Regions from separate parts of the Homo sapiens genome. Here region 2 is linked to region 1. Evidence: read pairs that join two places in POLR2A ChIA-PET (ENCODE). Cell type or tissue: PC-3. All regions are shown on one strand. Links, peaks and the distances in the headings refer to the core of each region. The heading gives the core; the rest is flanking DNA. Region 1 holds the start of LINC00907 (long intergenic non-protein coding RNA 907). Region 2 overlaps PIK3C3 (phosphatidylinositol 3-kinase catalytic subunit type 3).

The links. Peaks named below come from ENCODE experiments on the same cell type or tissue, not always from the same donor. Only the 100,000 strongest peaks of a DNase experiment are listed, where the experiment ranks them.
Region 2: POLR2A ChIA-PET joins it to region 1 with 7 read pairs; 1 of 35 experiments calls an interaction of 5 or more read pairs at or near these places.

What each region holds. Positions count from the first base shown.
Region 1 is chr18:42,178,692-42,189,570 of GRCh38, forward strand. LINC00907 (long intergenic non-protein coding RNA 907) reads left to right here and starts at 7,977. Exons shown (of 10, transcript NR_046174.2): 1 at 7,977-8,071. In PC-3, for the core only: no CTCF peak of the experiment used is centred there; a DNase peak (open chromatin) is centred at 5,250; H3K27ac peaks cover 1,106 bases.
Region 2 is chr18:42,043,775-42,051,774 of GRCh38, forward strand. It overlaps PIK3C3 (phosphatidylinositol 3-kinase catalytic subunit type 3), which reads left to right. Exons shown (of 25, transcript NM_002647.4): 20 at 1-43; 21 at 5,757-5,831. Among named protein-coding and RNA genes, the nearest start is that of PIK3C3, 93 kb to the left of the region's middle. In PC-3, for the core only: no CTCF peak of the experiment used is centred there; a DNase peak (open chromatin) is centred at 4,597; H3K27ac peaks cover 1,307 bases.

The DNA.
Region 1 (10,879 bases), core at 1,625-9,624:
GGCCTTGAGGAAATTGAAGCTCATAAAGGCTAGGTAACTTGCTGAAGGTCACACAGCTGGTGGCAGGACAGTGTTACCTCTATTTCATGCTGCTTCTTGGATAGACTGCAGACAAAACATGTACCAAACTTTAATTTCTATTGCTCTCAGTGCTGGGGGGATGCCAGAGTTCTTGCTTCACAACAAGTGTTCAGAAGCAGAATAATTGAGGAACATCACAGCAGGCTCTGGGAGGAATTTGTGGCCAGTCATATGAAATTTGAGTGTCTGGCTGAAACTGACTCTAGTCAATCACTGGCTGTGTCTCTGGCTATTGAGAAGGAGGTAGTGGATTTTTGGGGTATTGCTTTAGTTGCTATTACAGGGTGATATTTTGAACAAAGACACCTTTTTTTTTTTTCAAATCTCTATTTCTGGTAAAGTTAAATTCAGCACTTGATTTGTAGTATTCAGCACCAGGGAAAGATTAGTAACTTCTCCCTTAAAACCTAGATGTGGTTCCCAGCCCTAGTATTTAATATACTGCAGGCCATGTAGGCCATTCATCTTAATTATGTAATTATTAAAAAGATTCTGATATTGTCTACTTATCAAAGATCTCTAGAATACATACCACACCCCTCTGATTAGGGGTGATTAGAGAAATACCTGAGACCAAACTATTTTCACATTTCCTTCTCTATTGATTGTCCAAAAGGTGATTATTGTGGCTGCTCAGCAGGCTGTTCTCATTAGGGCTCCATTGATTGTGAGCTGGTTATGGTTCCAAATGCCAGGCCAAGTGTGTTGCTTTGAATTTGTAGTGTGAGGCACTCCGATAAGATAAAGAAAAATTAAGGCCAGCATTTTAGTCTCCAAGTTCTGGTTAAATTGTTACACCTTCATACAGCTTTCCCAGATTCCTGCCCCAAAGAAACAACATTAATTAGTCTTTTCAGCTATGCAGTCTTTGGAAGCAATACTCTTGATTTATTGAAGGCTGCATTATTAAAATTATCTGCTGTGTCTGTCCTTAATAAGGTCAAAGAAGGAATCTATGAACGCTGATTCATCACAAAGGCTCTGGGGATGCACATCATTGAGAAAGCCAATTTTATTTTCCCTACTGCAAGACAAAACCGGATCGCAACTTTCCTTGCTTATCGGGAAGGCAAAGCCCGAATCCACTATTAATTTGGAGAAAGACCTAATCAGTACATCTGGCCTTCTTTGTGGAGGATTCCTCATGACCAGGCTGCATATATAGTATGGAGTGGTGAGGGAGGGTTTTAACTGTCTAAGTGAATGATAATTCCTCTCAGGAGATGCTTGTTGGAATAGATTTCCCTCCATGATCTCAGCCTACATTTCTTTAATAGTTATTAATGCCACTGTATCAGCAATCCTGTTCTCTTGCCATGATAAAATCTCCCCGAAGAGAATTGCTATTGTGTACATTTAGTAGGATTGAGGAAGACAAGATGCAGGGGAAGAGAACTGATTTTCCCTCTTTCAGTAGAAGGCATTGATGGGGACATCAGTGTGTCGTGTATCACACAATCTGTAAATTACTTCAAAATTGCATGGGATGTTCTCCATAATACCCTCACAACGTAAAGTCTCCCAGCTTGACCTATTTGGCTTAATTTGTGCTTTCTGCAAAAGAGTTTATTTTTTCTTTCCAGTGAAAAATTGTAGTTCTGGAATTTTGGGGGCAGCCAGCATAAGAAAATAAAATCGTGTTTGGCCTTGTATTGCACCAAACATATAGTAAGTCACCTGTGAATATTTGCTGAATTGTGGATACAATGACAAGATAAAAAGGTACAATTTCCCATGAGTTCATTTCAATACAGTTCCCATTTACAAAAAGCAATTAGAGCTTTGTCTTCAACATAATATATTTATTAAATAAATGTAACTGTGTAATCATGGAATCTAAGCACAGGAGGATTTCCAAGCTTCACCTCACATCAAATGCAGGCATCATATAGCCTCTAGGCCTTGGGTTATGTCAGGGATTTTTGCTTTTCACTTAGACTTGCAGTTGTCTTTCTTAGAAGATATGAAACATGTTGGTCCCACCTCTAGCCAAGTAAAAACAGGTATGTGAATAAAATGACTATCAAAACAGGTTCTTTTCAAAGCGTTGGAAATATTGGATTTCTCTTGGCTGTGAATGTAGTGGGAGTCTTGATGTCTTCGTCATATTGGGGAGCTTTTTATTCAGCATACTAAAAACATGTATCTAGCAATTTCTAGAGGGTGCCAGGACTTTTCTTGGGGTTAGAGTAATGAAGATGATTATACAATGGCCTCTATCCAGTTGACGCAACTGATTAGATTAGCTAAATGTTACAGGGCACGGTGGTATAAAAAAATTCCTGGAAGACGGAAGATTTTATTCACCACATAAGCAGTCATGGGGTAGGTGTTCCACAACTAGTTGGATGTGTCAAGGCACAGCATCCTACAAAAACATAGTCTGTTTTGAAAAATTCAGTCTGCCTGAAGGTGGGTGGCTGGAGAAAAACTTGAGAAGTTAGGAGGGACCACATCACCCAATACCTGGTTAACCAACTAGGAGAGATTTAATGACTACCTGTATAGCCAGCAGGAACATTTAATGTGGGGTACAAGATCACCTTTGTTCTTTAGGAAGTTTGTAGTCATTCATAAATCCAAAGGAAAAAGCAAAAATTCAGGCCATGTTATGCCTCACATGTAAAATAGCCTGCTATCCAGCCCTGGGCATTGCATTATTCCAGTAAGGGCTAATGTTGTATATTCTTCTCAACTATTTCAATAAAAAATGTGGAGGATACATTCCAGTTGAAAGATCACTTATTTGAATTTTACCTTTTAGTGCCAAGATTGCAGGGAAAAATATCATTTGTGAGCCTCTCGGAAGGTTGGCTGATCTGCAGATAGGATAAAATATCCTGCATGTACTCTCCATTTGATTTGTAATTTACATAGCATCTCTTTGTTCATCAAGGAACACCCTGCATGACTTCCTGACACTGACCTGGATTTTACTTATGGCTGCCCTAAATTGTGTTATCATGGTGTACCGGTTGTTCAGTATTCAGCCTTGCTCCTCTGTAACTTAATATTATGATTTATTTCTGACTTGGCTTTTCTTTATCGAATGCTGACTTTTTCTAAGAGGTTCATGTGGAAATGTGCTACATGAAAAAAAAAAAAGGAGCACAGTTTGGCCTCAGGGCAAAAACATGAATACTGACCCAGGGACATGAATACAGGGCAGAAGAGAGAGTGGCACAGGCAACAAAATTAACTCATTTCTTTGCCTTTTGTGTGTTCCTAAGTGTGTGGAGTGACTCAAATTTTAGCACAGAAAGTAAAGTTAGAAAGCAACTGCTATTTGCCAACAACCCATTCTTTAATTCTCAAAGATCAAAAATTTGCTTGAAAACTGACATTTTCATTTTCTCCTGGCCCAGTGAACAAAGTTTTAAGGTTATGTGGTCGCTCTGATACCACCTAAGAAGCAAATATTTCTTGCAGTCTACTTCTAGATGTGAATGAACTGAAAGTAAATGACTCAGAGATGGAGTAAATGTCCCTTGAAATACACCCAAACTTAATAATTAGGAGAAGAGTGCTTGAATAAACACATTTAGAGTGTTATTGAGCATATACAAGCTTAGATGGTCCATATTTCTAAAAGACAGTGAGTCTATAGCACATTCTTCGGAGATGAGAAAATTATGCCATAAATAAAATTTGTAGTGGAGGCATTTGTTTTATCATTCAGTTAAGTAGCAGGAATTCTTTCATACCTAGAGGGACTTAGGTAAAACTAATAAACAGACATACTTAACAACAAGAACAACAACAACAAAAATAAAGCATTACCATTCAAGAGTGTGAAATCACTTCTCTGAGAGCCTTTTTGGATTGAATATTCTTTTTGGGCTGGTAATGTCAAACTAAAACTTTACCTAAACACAGATAACTAGGTGGCTCTTAGCATACCTTTCAGGGCTTATGGTCTCCAATTATTCCACTCACATCCCCCTATACATTTCCAAATCACCTCTTTCAGTGTCTCCAGTGTTTAAACATGAACTGGATAGAGTGTTGCATGGTAGTATTAAATAAAATTTAGCTTAAAGCTGTTTCCTTACATATTATAAGTTCTGTCTAAAGGTTTCTACGTGCATAGTATACATGTCATTGAAAGTGTAAATGGACTATAACCTACTCTGATACCAATCACTGAGTTGTGGCCAATCAAAGGTGGCCAACTGCTCAAACCACATTCAAATATGGCAAATGCTGAGCTGTAACCAATCCCGTTGTTTCTGTACCTCATTTCTGTTTTCTCTCTGTCACTTTTCTTTTTCTTTCCATAAATCTTCTTCAACCACCTGGCAGTGCCAGAGTTTCTCTGAACCCATTCTGGCTTGGGGGATGCCTGATTCATGAATCATTCTTTGCTCAATTAAACTCTGTTTAATTTAATTTGTCTAAGGTTTTTCTTTTAACAGTAGAGATAGGAGTACAACACACTTTGAGGTGTACAGGAGTGAGTTCAAATCCTAGCTCTGTTATTGGCTTGATTTCTCATCTTGAGCAAGGTACTTAGTTTCTCTGAGCCTTAGTTTCTGCACTTGTAAATGTGGAGAAGTGAAACACCAGACTTGAGAGGATGCTCTGCTATCTGAACGAGGTAATGGGAAAATGCTCGGCCAGTGTTGTAACTCAATCTTCTTATCCAACAGTGAGCCCCTTGGGCACCCAGACCCAGACTCGCCCTTCTAGTCTCACGTCTTGCACTCTCTGGCACATCTCATGTAGGCTCTGTTGCCTGTCATGTTTTCCAGTCCACAAATACCCTTGGCATGCTCTCATGTCTGTACTTGGTCCACATTATTCTAACGTGAATACATGAAACTTCTAATGACAGTGCAATCTTTCTAGACAATCTCTGAAGGAGAAATGTTACTAGTCTGTGGTGAATATAAAAATAGGCTCATAGGGAAAAAAAACTGTGATTGAAGGTATAATTCTGCATTTTCTTGGGATATACATAAATAGCAAGTAGTCATTTTTTACTTAAAAAAAAAAAAAGAAATCTACAGAAAGAAAATTTAGCTGTCTTTCTGTTGCTAACCTTCCAGGAGGCCTTGGTTCTCCTTTAAGGTTGAAGTTCGTTTGTGACAGGTTAGTGCTGCTCATTTTTGTGGCTTTCCAGAAGCCACCGTGGAAAAGGCAGAAGTCTTCCCCTCCCATTATGCTGAGTCAGACATGGCATCTACATGACTCATCACCAAGTGGTTCTCCAGAATTCACTTTGCTTGCTTTTCCCCAATCCAGATAATCCTCGGGACTGGTAGCCACCCAACTCACTCCTGCACACTGTTCTTCCTCTTTGGAGGCACCCACCATGCCTGTCTGATGCTGCCCCTCAAGGTCACATCGGAGTCTCCTGTACCTACCTTGTCTGTGGCTACCCAACTCTATACAATTTCTGAAGCTTTCATAACACCCAGATGGTCTATAATGTAATATGTGTTTAGATAATCCTCAGGCCAAAACATCTTTCCAAAATTTAACTGTAAATCTGTCACTTCCATGGGTTATGTTAGTCTTTTCCATGTTCAAATGGCTATCTGAGCTCCTGGGGAGGGGAAGTCACTCCCGGAGTTCTCTTTCCATCATTCATAGTGTGAATCTCACCTTGGGCTGGGAGGAATTTGTGATGGGCATACAAGTGAGAAAAAGGGTGCAAAGGGGTGAGATGGTATGTTAGTCAGGGTTCTCTAGAGGGACAGAATTAATAGGATAGATGTATATACAAAGGGGAATGTATTAAGGAGTATTAACTCACGAGATCACAAGGTAAGGTTGCATAATAGGCCATCTGCAACCTGAGGAGCAAGGAAGCCAGTCCAAGTCCCAAAGCTGAAGGACCTTGAGTCCAATGTTTGAGGGCAGGAAGCATCCAGCATATGGGAGAAAGATGTAGGCTTGGAGGCTAAGCCAGTCTAATCTTTTTTTTTTTTTTTGAGATGGAGTTGCCCTCTGTCACCCAGGCTGGAGTGCAGTGGCGTGATCTCAGCTCACTGCAACCTCCGCCTCCGCCTCGCAGTACCTGAGATTACAGGTGCATGCCAACACGGCTAATTCTTGTATTTTTAGTAGATACAGGGTTTCACCATGTTGGCCAGTTGGTCTGGAACGAACTCCTGACCTCAAGTGATCCGCCCACCTCAGCCTCCGAAAGTTCTGCGATTACAGGTGTGAGCCACTGTGCCTGGCCAAGCCTAATCTTTCCACGTTCTTCTGCTTGCTTTTATTCTAGTTACACTGTCAGCTGGTTAGATGGTGCCCTCCCAGATTGAAGGTAGATCTGCGTTTCCCAGTCCACTGACTCAAATGTTAATCTCCTTTGGCAACGCCTTCACAGACACACCCAGAATCAATACATTGCACCCTTCAATCCAATCAAGTTGACATCCAGTAGTAACCATCACAGATGGCTAATACGGGAGATATTCATGAAGGGTCTGGGAAGGGGATTTGGAAGAGATATGGACACAAAGGAAGGAGGAAAGAAAAGGGGAAGTGAGACGGGAACCAAACCAAACACCCTGTATTGCACAATTGAGCCTGGAGTTGGCCTGCTCGCCACAGAGCAGTCACAGGTTTTCAGGATGCTTTAGTGATAGCAGCCATCAGTACCTCTCATTAGGAGCAAAAGCCCTGATTGGTAATAGTATATTCTACTTATTTAGAGAATAAAAGTTCCCTGTTAGAACCAGCCTTCTCAGAATGGCATTCAGCTTTTCAGAAAAGCACAGCACCAGCATATTTCTTATCTGCCTTGAAGGTTATAATAAATCCCTTCTTCTGTTAATTCATAAATCCTTCAGCCACATGCCATTTTGGGGCCATATGCTTTCTTTCCTCCCTCTAACCCTTGGAAAGATCTTTCATATCCAATCTCTGTAGATAATCTGAATGTGAAATCAGGTATGGTTATCTAATCCCTCTAATCAGAAGGTCAGCAGTTACCTGCAGCTTTTCCATCTGTCCTCCAGCTGAATGCTGCCATTTAGTAAATCAAAAATTGGTTACAAATTAGCAAAGCTGACTGGCTCAATGAAATCTAGCCTGGAGTCTTTGCTGGAAGGGGGGAAGTTTAAATATGGTTTGAAGGGAGATTTGAGGTGAACTCTATTTATCAAAGCCGTGGAGTAGCAGCATAAAAGATGAGAGATGTTCTCCTGGGTAAAAATGTCAAATCACATGGGAAATGGGAATATTTCACATGGTGATTACTGAATTTTACAATTGTTCGCAAATTGATTCAGCCCAGAAATCAACTGGGAAGTCTCCCACAGGTGTCTAGCACTCTGCAGGTATTAGCGTGATACAGGGTAAGTCTCAAAGTACAAAAAAAAACACACATGTGAAACAATTTGCAAACAATGAAGTGCTAACCTGTGTGGTGTGAATTACAGATGCATTAGGACACCAGAAAAGGAAGAAAAGACAGTGGCAGCTGAAGACATTTCAGGAATGCTTCACTGAGAACCTAAGTCTTGTTCTGGGCCATAAAGAAAAGGGGAGGGTGTGGTTTCTATACCAGAGATAAGAAAGGAGAAAATTGGACGTGGAGGAAAGATATGAGTACCAATCCGAGCGAACAAGGAAGAGTGAGTAAATCTGTCCAGCTGGAGTTGGAGGTACATTCTGGAAAATGGTGAGAGAGGCTGTGTAGGGTAGGGGGACACGGAAAGATGGGCCAAGACATTTGGAGCTGATATTTGATATGGTTTGGCTGTGCCCCCACCCAAATCTCATCTTAAATTGTAATCCCCATAATCCCCACGTGTCGAGGGAGGGACCCGGTGGGAAGTGATTGGATCATGGGGGCAGTTTTCCCCATGGAATTCTCGTGATAGTGAGTGAGTTCTCACGAGATCTCATGGTTTTACAAGCGTCTGGTATTTCACCTGATTGCACTTCTCTCTTCTGCCTCCTAGTGAAAAAGGTGCCTGCTTCTCCTTCTGCCATGATTATAAGTTTCCTGAGGCTTCCCCAGCCATGCGTAACTGTAAGTCAATTAAACCTCCTTTGTTTATAAATTACCCAGTCTCAGATAGTATCCTTATCGCAGTGTGAGAATGGACTAATACAATATTTAAATCAAAGGGACTCACTGATGTTTCTCAAAAATAATATAAGAGGAAAATATAGGTGGTGGTTTAGTGTCCATCTACCTGGCCCCTAGGGTTGAGCCTGGGAAGCCAGGCCAGGAAGGGTTAGCATAACCATCTAGGCATGATTTAATGGGACTGACCTGTGATAGTGAGGTGGAGAGAATAGGCAATGTGACAGTGAAAAATATAAATGAAAACCAACAGGACTCCATCACAACAGAAAGAGGACTTTCCAACCTGCAGGGGAGAAAAAGGTTGTGCCTCTGGCCATCAGGAGCATTAATTGTAATGTCTCCATTTCAGCCAAACTGCTGTGCACACACATGAAGCCTGGGCCCCCTTTAACAGCAAGGGGTCTGTTGTTCCCCTCCTTGTGCAGGTGGGTTCAGCTAGTCAAATCGAGGTCTTGATGTAGCCTGGGGCTGCCACTCTCTGTGGAGCCGGATGGGCCTGACGGGTAGACAGGTGCTGGTGGTGATATAGGAGCCTCGGTGGTCTGAGATTTAACAGTCCTGGCTTTCTGTGTTTCAGACTTTGGGGCTCCCTGGCCACTTGCACTAGGTTTAAGGCACAAATTTGAATTGTATGTGCTGAGAGCCAGGTGTAAAAGTTCTGGCAGTGATGAGCTTGAGTGTGGACCTAGCTGACCACCTAGCATTTGCATCTCAGAATAGCTGAGGGTTTCCTTTCTTATCATTTTACTGTACATAGTAACTCTTATTGAAGGTCTGAAGGGGCACTGAATTTTTTTCTTTTAGAATTTTCTGTATTTTATGTCAGAAACGATATGCTAAACTATGATTTGTAAATCTAGGTAATAATAAACATCTCTGAACATATTCATGAATATGAAAGAAGCAGTAGAATCATGTTGGGGCCTGAGCCTGTTCAGTCTAGGTGTTGCCAAGATGTGTGGGAGGGGAGATGTGGGAAGAGGCAGGGCAGATGGCAGTCAGGGATGCAAGGTCAGGAATTCTACTAAGCTGGAGAGTGGGCAGGCAGCTTAGGAGAATGGTAAATCAAGAGGAAGAGAGTTTCTTTGCCTGCAGCTGTAGGTCTAGAGCTACCTTTTATGGCAGCGTTCACTCATATAGGTAAGATAAGTGAGGGGCCAGCAACGGCTCCTTTGGAGCCAAGATTGGGCCCCTGCCATTGATGAGTTTTCTGAGCTAGTGACAGAGGCAGTTCTTCTTTCTCAATGTGGCCTGGGGTTTTTGAGGCTGTCAGAGAGAAACTGAATTCTTAAATCCCCAGGGCCATCACTGTCTTATTTGGTCCCTGCAGCTGGGGCTGAAGGCTCTGAAATGGGGCATGTAACTAGGGCTCCTATTCCCCTTAGCAGTCATTTTCACACTTGCAAAAAATGATGTATTTTCTCAGGCGGGTATGTGGCTGCCAGTAGCAGCCTTCAGCTAAATGAAAGCATTTTCTTGGTCTCTGGGGAACCAGATGCTGACAGATGGACTTCCAGGATTTAAAATTTCCTAGGTTTGTTATTTGAACCTAACAAAAGAGAAAAATCCATCCTGGATACAATTAGAGCATTTTTTTCTTTGTCTTACCCTCCCACCCCCAGTGAAATAGAGAAACATGAAGGACATACTTTTTAGTGCTGTTATTGGTCATTTTAAGCTCAGTGTGGGTGAAATGATATCTGATAACAAATAAGAAGTTTGTGTGTGTCCTTTCAGCTCTCCGAAAAGGTTATAATGTCATGAGTATACTCTGTGCAAGAAGGAAATTCTCAGTATATTCAAATAAAGGACAATTTTACTGTGATACATCATGCAGTTAGGCTTCTGTGCAGGCTAGAAGCTCCCAGAGGAAAGCAGTTTCCGAGCAACTACCACTGACTGGGAAGGGCACTTTGACCCTGAGGGGTATAGCAGAAGAGTGTACACATTTTCATTATACAGCTTCATAAACAGGGTGTCTTTCCTATAGGTATGTGGTAATCAGTTGTGAGCTGTGTCCTCCCAATCTTGTTACTAATAAAAACTGGTATACTTTTAAAATTAACTTTGTTGACTTATATTTGCCTACAGTAAAATTTACTAATTTTATAAGTGCAATTCGATGAGTTTTGACAAATGTGTACAGTCTTGTAATCTCTACCATAACCAAGATTTAGACTATTTCCATCACCCTAAAATGTTCCCCTTTGCCATTTTATAATCAATCTCCTCCATTCCCTCTACTCTGTGGCAACCACTGTTCTGATTTCTATCACCATAGTTTTGTCTTTGTTTCCCCTTTACTGTGTTTCTGAACTTACCTTCTAGGTAATTACCACACTGTTTCTATAACTATACTGATATTACTTATCCCGTTTTTGCCAAGTCTTTGACTTTAGAACCACTAAGTCTCTTTAAAGTAACTTGTAGGTTTCCACTTTGATCCATAACATGTGATCCATACATGATTGTAGTTTAATTCTCATTTCCTCCCCACTCCCCAGTTTCTTAGTTGAGGGTACCTCATTGTCACCTTTATTTATACTTCAAAAGTTGTGAAAGGAGATCATACATATGCTGGGAGGCAGGGTGGGGTCAAGAGGAGGGGAAAACTAGCAAGAGGCTGAGTGGAGAAGTAAGTGTGGCCTCACAAGAGGGGCGAGCATCACTGATGGAGCAGATCCTGGAGGAAGGAAGATGGAATATGCTATTGGCCTGTTGACAATTGGTGGGTGGGTAAGGGATGTG
Region 2 (8,000 bases), core at 1-8,000, 140 kb before region 1:
GGGATTAGTGCTGAGGTCATGGACACTTACGTTAAAAGCTGTGGTAAGTTTTTCAGGCTATTACTTTCCATTGATCAGATAAAGAAGAGCAGGCCATCCTGATATTGCCATAATCATATACATTTAGAACATGTTAATATTTAAATGCTCTATAGGAAGAGTAAAAGATAAATGTTGATTAAAGTAGTCATTGATGCTTTGACATAATAGTATTAACAAGGTGTAAATTCTATTTAGTCTTTCATGGATATATCTTTGTAATCACTGAACTATTTTATAATCACAGTTTATCTCTTCCTGGAAGCTGTTAATTTTCCATTAGATTTTCTCTATTTTTGAATAACAGAAACTAAGTAGACCATGGGAAAAGTTTCAATCAGAAATGATTGTGCTTTAGATAAAGTTTAAGAGCTAAGATAATGGTGCTTCATTAAGAGGGTGCCCTTGTGGTATTTTAGAGTCAGTCCTTATGGTCCATTCCTAGAAATAAGAAAGCAGTAGTAGTATTTCCTAGAAATAAATAGTAAGTGACATAGGGATTAATTTTTATTCTTCAGGCATTTATGTCTAACTTCACGAAGGTTATATTCTACAGGATTTTTTTTTTCATTTTCTTTATTTTTTTCTTTTCTTTTCTTTTCCTTTTTTCCTGGAGACAGGATCACACTCTGTCACCCGGGCTGGCTGAAGTGCAGTGGCGCAATCACAGCTTACTGCGGCCTGGACCTCCCAGGCTCAGGTGATTCTTCCACCTCAGCCCGCCGAGTACCTGGGACTGTAGGAGGTGTGCACCACCACACTTGGATGATTTTTTTGTATTTTTTGTAGAAACAGGGTTATGGCATGTTTCCCAGGCTGGTCTCAAACTCCTGGGCTCAAACGATCACCACCTGCTTTGGCCTCCCAAAGTGCAAAGATTGAAGGCATGAGCCACCATCCCCAGCATGTTTATTTTTTTATTTTGATTTTTTTTATAACTAGATTGTTTATGGGAGGATTGGTAAAGGAGTTGACACTAGAGTTGAGCCCTGAATGACAGGATGTATGATGTGTTATAACTATTTTATATAAGCGCTATATTTGTTTATGTCCCTATTTATGCCTATGCTTAAGCTGGGAGAGCAAGAAGAGGGCTTTCTAGTTAGTTGTTAAGACTATATTTAAACTTGCATATTATTTTCTGGTTTAGAAGTTGCTTTCTTATACATAATATTTTTGTGTTTTTCACAACACCCCTGTGAAGTCACCTTCCAAATTATTTTGGACCTTATTTTCAAATTTATTCGTGATGATACATTTTTGTCTGAAAAGCAGAAAGAAAATGAACTTTGAGAATATGGAAATAAAATTGTGTTTTATAAATTAGAGTCCTTTATAGTTTTAATTCTTGTTTTTACTATAGGAATATAAACATATATTACATGTAACTGAATTTGTTTGTAAACGTGATTACATGCAGTATTTAAAGACTTAAAAACACTGAAGATTTTGAGAGAAAATGTTTACCCTTGTCCTCTTACTCTGTGTTTCTCTCTCTTCCCTTGCTCCTTTCTTGTTTCTCTTCTTTATTTTGCCCCATTTCTCTTCTGTTTTTCTCAGACCTTCAAGTCTATGTTTTCTGTGATCTGAAAAAAAATTGCATATCATCTAAAGGCTCAACTAGGCTGAACATCCAAGATGGATCACTCACATTATTGGCAGATTATACTGTCTTAGCTAGGCTTATTGTGAATCACCTACACATGACCTGTCCCTGGCTTGGGCCTCTTAGAGCTGGGTTCCAAGAGCAAATATTCAGACAGACAGGAAATGGAAAATACTAGTTTCTGAAGGCCAGGGCTGGGAAGCTGGTACTATATCAGCTTATAGTATAACTATATTTTGTTATATTCTGTTGTTCAGAGCAGTCCTAGAGCCTTCCTGGATTTGAGGGGACGGAATATATATAGATCCAAGCTCTGGATGAAAAGGGTGTCACAGAATTTGTGGCCATTTCCATTAGTACGTTATTACATGAGGTGTTTTATATACCCCCAAATAATTATCTTTTACCTTTTTACTATAGCATAGTTATTGTAAACCTTTTAAAGTCATAAATCTGTTTAATAAAGAAATACTTTTTCCACACAAAATACATACACACACGCTTGCCCTGTCAGTATTGACTACAATTTGAAAATTCTGCTCATTAGTAAAATTATCAGAATGGTATGTTACAGGTACATGCTTAATGTCGTACCATTGTGTCTTTTGTATAGTGGTCCATTTTCCCCCCAAGAGCTACTGAAAATATGACTGGCTTTTTCATGGGGAAAGAATAGCAATTTAAATTATCTTACCTATTGGACAGTTAAATTCACATTATATCTTATCTCTCCCCTTTTTTCCAACATTTCACATGTATTCATTCCTCTGTAAGTGATTTAATGGTAGGCCTTCTCTTCATCTAGAAGAGCCTTCTGTTTTCTGTATGGCTTCCTGTATGACAAAATAATCTGTTTTTGTGTAACTTTCATTTTAGAAAATAATGTTTTAATGTTTTTGCAGGGTGTAAGAAAAAAATTGATAATAGTTTTGGTGACATCTTTTCCAGATTATCTAAAGTCTCAAGTGTATATCATGCAGCTAAATGTGGGAATACTGTTTATTCTCACATACACACATATCTTTACTAAGTAAAGGGAAATAGGATCAGTGGTCTATTTGTCTTTATATTTTTCTTTAAGTCAAAGTTTTTTTATAAAAACAATTTCAAGATGTTTTGTATCTCACATGGAATAAAAAAACTAACAACATTGTTTTGACAAGATTTTCTTGGACAGAAATAGTGTTTCCATTGTTGTATAGTTAAAGAATAACATCAATTTCCCTAAAAATTTTCTAGCAAATTTATTTCAGGTCATCTTAAATCATTCTGAGTATTAGTTATCTCCTCAACGTTTCTGAGGATCATCCCATTCTTACCTCAAATGTTTTGTTGTTATTTTTCAGGATGTAGCCTTGTTTAAAGTGCCCTACTGAGTATTGACACTTTAAACTATTGAAGCACTCTAAATTTTCATCTTTACTATTAAATATGGCCATATGTTGATACATATATTTCACTTGACTAAACATGTTTATCAGAATGACCATCCAACGTATTTATGACCATAATCCACTGAGCCAGGGCAAAAGACCCTTACTTATTTTTGCATTTCCATATAACAATGAAATGCACTCTCAAATTTGATGATGAGTAGTTTATAGAAATATTTTGCTTTATCGTTAGGATTAAGCATAATTCATGTATATCCAGTTACATGAAAATTTTAGGTCAGAATTAACTGTTGCAACACAGGTGAATCAGTATTCTATAGAGATAGCTAAACTTGAAACAAAGTAAATAGTGACAAAAACTAACTGTAATTTATAATTTAAAAATGGGAATAGTAAGTAGGTCTGGATTGAACAACTCAGCTGCACTGATGTACAGTGATGTTATTTTTCAAAATTGTAGGAATTTCGCTTGTCTTCATATGCACATTATCGGTAGTTTAGTACCCTTGAGTGGCAGGTAGATTTCTACGAATCACATGTTAGAGAACCTAAGTGTACTAAGTTCTCATATGTTCTCAGGGTATTGTACTTAGTTTCTCTTTAGGAATATCAAATTTAATATCCCTCAGTAAGTCACTTAGTTATTTTTCAATGGGGAGTCTGTAGTCATTTTTGAAATTGCATGTATTGTGGCAGTTTTAGAGCAGTGCTACTTAAAGTGTGATCTGTGGACCCACAGTATTGACTTTACCTGGGAGCTTGTTTGTATTACAGAATCTTGGGCCTTACCCGACTTCTGTGATCAGAATCTTCATTCTAACAGGATTTTCAGGTGATTCTTATGTTCATCAATACACTAGAGTTTAGAGAAGGCTTCTCAACCTTTGGTGTGCATAGTAATTTTTGAAAGCTTGTTAAAATGGAATTGTGGCTGCTGCCCCTAAAAATTCTGATTCAGTAGGACTGAAGTAAGGCTGAAGAGTTTACATATTTAATAAGCTTTCAAGTGATAGTGATACTGCCAGTCTGTGGGATCACATTTTGTGTAGCAATGCTCTAGATCAAGGGTGAGTAAGACTTTTCTCTAAAGCTTTGCAGATAGTAAATATTTTAGGCTTTTCAAGTCAGATGATCTGTGTAACCATTCAACCCTGCCATTGTAATGCTTAAACCAGTGTGTAAATGAATGAGTATGACTGTGTTCAAATAAACTTTACAAAAACTGAGGGGAACCAGATTTGACCATCAGGCTGTAGTTTATTCTCCCTTCATCTAGATACCCTTTAAGTCCTCCTCAGTGGACCACTAAATGTTATCATTGCATTTAGCTGCAGTTAACATAATGTACCTATAGTGATTTAATCATAAGAGTTTATTTTCTCTTTTGTGACAAAACTAGTTATAAGAAATTGCTGTTGTTCTAACTATTTAAGGTGATTAGGACCAGGTGAAGGCTCTGTGTTTCTCTGTGATTCTCTTGCCCTTTTCCTTATGGTCTGCAACTACAGTCATCATGTCGCAATCTAGACAGGAAGGAGAAAAGGCCTAAAGGGCTAACCTCCTAGCTGAGTCAGCCGCTTGCTTAAAACTGCTTTCCTTGCATCTATATTTGCTTACATTTCATTGGACACAAATCCCAGCCCAGTGACTTTGAACAATACTATTAATTCTTGGAGCCTGAAGTTTTTCATTTGAAGGATGGTTATCTACTTAACTGGCATCATTAAACAGGTTAGAAATGATGAATATGATATGCCTAGCTAAGAGCCTAGTCTTCAGTACATTGTAACTGTGATTATTATTAATTAATACTATTTTTCCAATAATTATGCCATTGCTTAAGTTGCTTTTGGACTTCTGGAATGGCCTTCAGAACCTAAGTCAAATGAACTTTATTATTTATTGAATTTGAACAGGGTTATAAGTTCATTAACAGGTGGTCCCATCTTGTTTTTACACATGGGCTGAAATAAACAGGTTTTTGTAAATATTGCTATAGTTTTATATGTTTACAAGTTGTGTTTGTTGTCAGGTTATTAATGGTAGAAATAAACATAGTTAAAAAAACAAACTCCAAAAGGGTGCTATTTGCTAAATTCTGTTTAAGTAGTTTCAATAAATGCTAAATTTCCAGACTTTTTTTAGAATAAAAAGATAACAGAATACAGCTAGAGCCAATGTCTTTGCCTTTAGCCTTGATCATGTAATTTTTCTTAATGCTTTAGAAGATTATTGTGTTAACTTCATAAATGTCTTTACCACTCAAATGAATGCATTTGGTTTTCTATCTGCTTCCATTTCAAGATTATTTTTCCACAGACTTAAAAAACAATTTAACCCTGCATTTACTTATGTTATCTTACAGATAACATGGTTACGAGTTATGGGATAATTGACGGTTGACTTTTAACTGTGTCCAATTTGATATTAGAATTGCTAGGCCCATGTTATAATTTAAGGTCTCCTGAACCTAACTTAAGTTTTGATGCAAGTGACTTTTGTAATTTAACAGAATTCTACAAGATTTTCTCTTTTAAATAGTACTTTGAGTTTCAAGTGACAGACATGAAGATTGCATATTTGAGAATTCAGATGAGAAACCAGAGACATTAGAAAACAAATTGATATTAAAGTTGCACAAACTGCTTTTATATTCAGTAGAATGTATAACCTGGTTTGCATTTGTTTTCACATATTTTTTTTAACTGTTACTGCAGCTGGATATTGCGTGATCACCTATATACTTGGAGTTGGAGACAGGCACCTGGATAACCTTTTGCTAACAAAAACAGGTAACAATTAATGACTACCAGTAGACATACATTGTATATGCCCATGGTTTTTACCCCTGAATCTATGTACTAACAAGATAAGTTGCGGCCTGGCGCGGTGGCTCACGCCCGTAATCCCAGCACTTTGGGAGGCCAAGGCGGGTGGATCACCTGAGGTTGGGAGTTCGAGACCAGCCTGACCAACATGGAGAAACCCCGTCTCTACTAAACACACAAAATTTGCCGGGCGTGGTGGTACATGCCTGTAATCCCAACTACTCAGGAGGCTGAGGCAGGAGAATCGCTTGAACCCGGGAGGCGGAGGTTGCAGTGAGCCGAGATTGCACCATTGCACTGCAGACTAGGCAACAAGATCAAAACGCCATCTTAGAAAAAAAAAAAAAAAAAGATGAGTTGCGTAATTGAAGATAAATCAGAGAGTCTTAAAAATTCCTTTAAATGTTACCTTGGAAGAACATTTAGGGAAAGTCCTTTCCCTTTTAAGAATTGCTTTAGTAGTAATCCTACAGATGGTCATTTTGCCCACACTTCTGTACTGGAAAATGCCTCTTTTTATGGAAAGCCAATAATGGATACAAGTAGCTTAGTCTCTTACTGTATAGCTCTAGTTAGATTGTTAAAATGTCCTTTCTCTTACAAAGTGTGCTTAATTCACTTTAATATCTACCTTTAATTATTTGCTTTTCCCCTTGGAGTTCTATGGGATAATCATTCTCAGTCCCCTTTGTCCTGACAACTCTTTAGCCCTATGTATTTATCTTTATGCAGACAGCTTCCAGACTTACAGCTTTTTACCTCAGTCCATTTCATTAACTTCAAATTGAAATATCGAACTGCTTACTTGAAATTGTCATTATATATGGCCAGTTGTAAAAGGTTGTCCTTTCCTCTACTACCTGCCTAAAACCTGTTTCTCACCTCATTTTTCCATTTCAATAGATAGCAACATCACCTACCCAGTTGTTCAAGCTCTAGACCTCAAAGTCATTCTTAACATGTCTCTTGGCCTCATCTCATATACTGAACCTATTAGCAAATCTTGTCTACTCCTCAACTCCAAAATAGATCATGAAGTTACCCACTGTCTTCATTTTTACTACTTTGACCCCACTTGAAGCAAACAATATATGTTGCCTAAACAATTTGAATGAAACCTGAACCCTTTATTGGGGCCTTGTGGCTTGTCCAGGCAGGCCATTTGTCTGAATGTCAAACCACTCCTGCCTCAGACAAGAGCCTTTGTTGTTTTCTCTTTCTGGAAAGTTATTTATTCAGATCTTTGCAGGGCTGACTTTAGTTATTAAGTTGAAGTTCTAATGGCATCTCTTTAGAGAAGCCCTTTCTAACTCCTTGATCTGTAATAACATATCTGCCCTCTTCCTCCAATGCTCTCTACTTATTACTGTATTGTTTATAGCACTTATCACTAGCTGAAGTTACCTTTTTTGTTTAATTCAACAACTATTTATTGAACAGCTAGTAGATGCTGGGAATACCAAAGTTAACAGAAGAGACAGAAATCCTTGCTCTCCTAGAGCTTGTTGAGTTCTTATCATCATCTTCTCCCCTTCAGGATGCAAGTTCCATGAGAGCAGGAACCTTTGTCCATTGGGGTTACCCCCATGCCTCTGGACCTTGAACACCACCTAGCTAAAGTGTTCAATAAATCAGTGTTGAATTAATGATGAATAAATACTTCTGCTCTTCCATGAACCTGTCTGGGCTAAATAATTCAAGTTTCTTCCGCTTTCTGCAGAAAGCAGATGTTTACGTTACTCTTTAAATTGGTCTCTCAAAACATTTTCTGTTTTGTTTGTATTTCTCCAAATTGTGATAATAATAATTTAACATAATACATCAAGAATAATCTATTAATATAATGGTCCTATTAATTTATAATTTGGAATGTCATATATTCAGTTTTTAATTATTACATATGAAAAATCATCTGTTAGAACTTGCATGGGTGATGTCATGTCTGTGTCAAAGCCAGTCAATCTCCTTAATAACCAAGACCAAAAGAATATAATCAGAGTGTCATGCAGATTCTTGGCTGATTTGCTCATTTAGCAGAGGATATTTATAAAACATTATGGTGTATTTGGAGAGAATTGTAATTTGGAAGTTTTCATGTGTTATTTTCATTAGCTCTTTTTTATTGGTTGAATC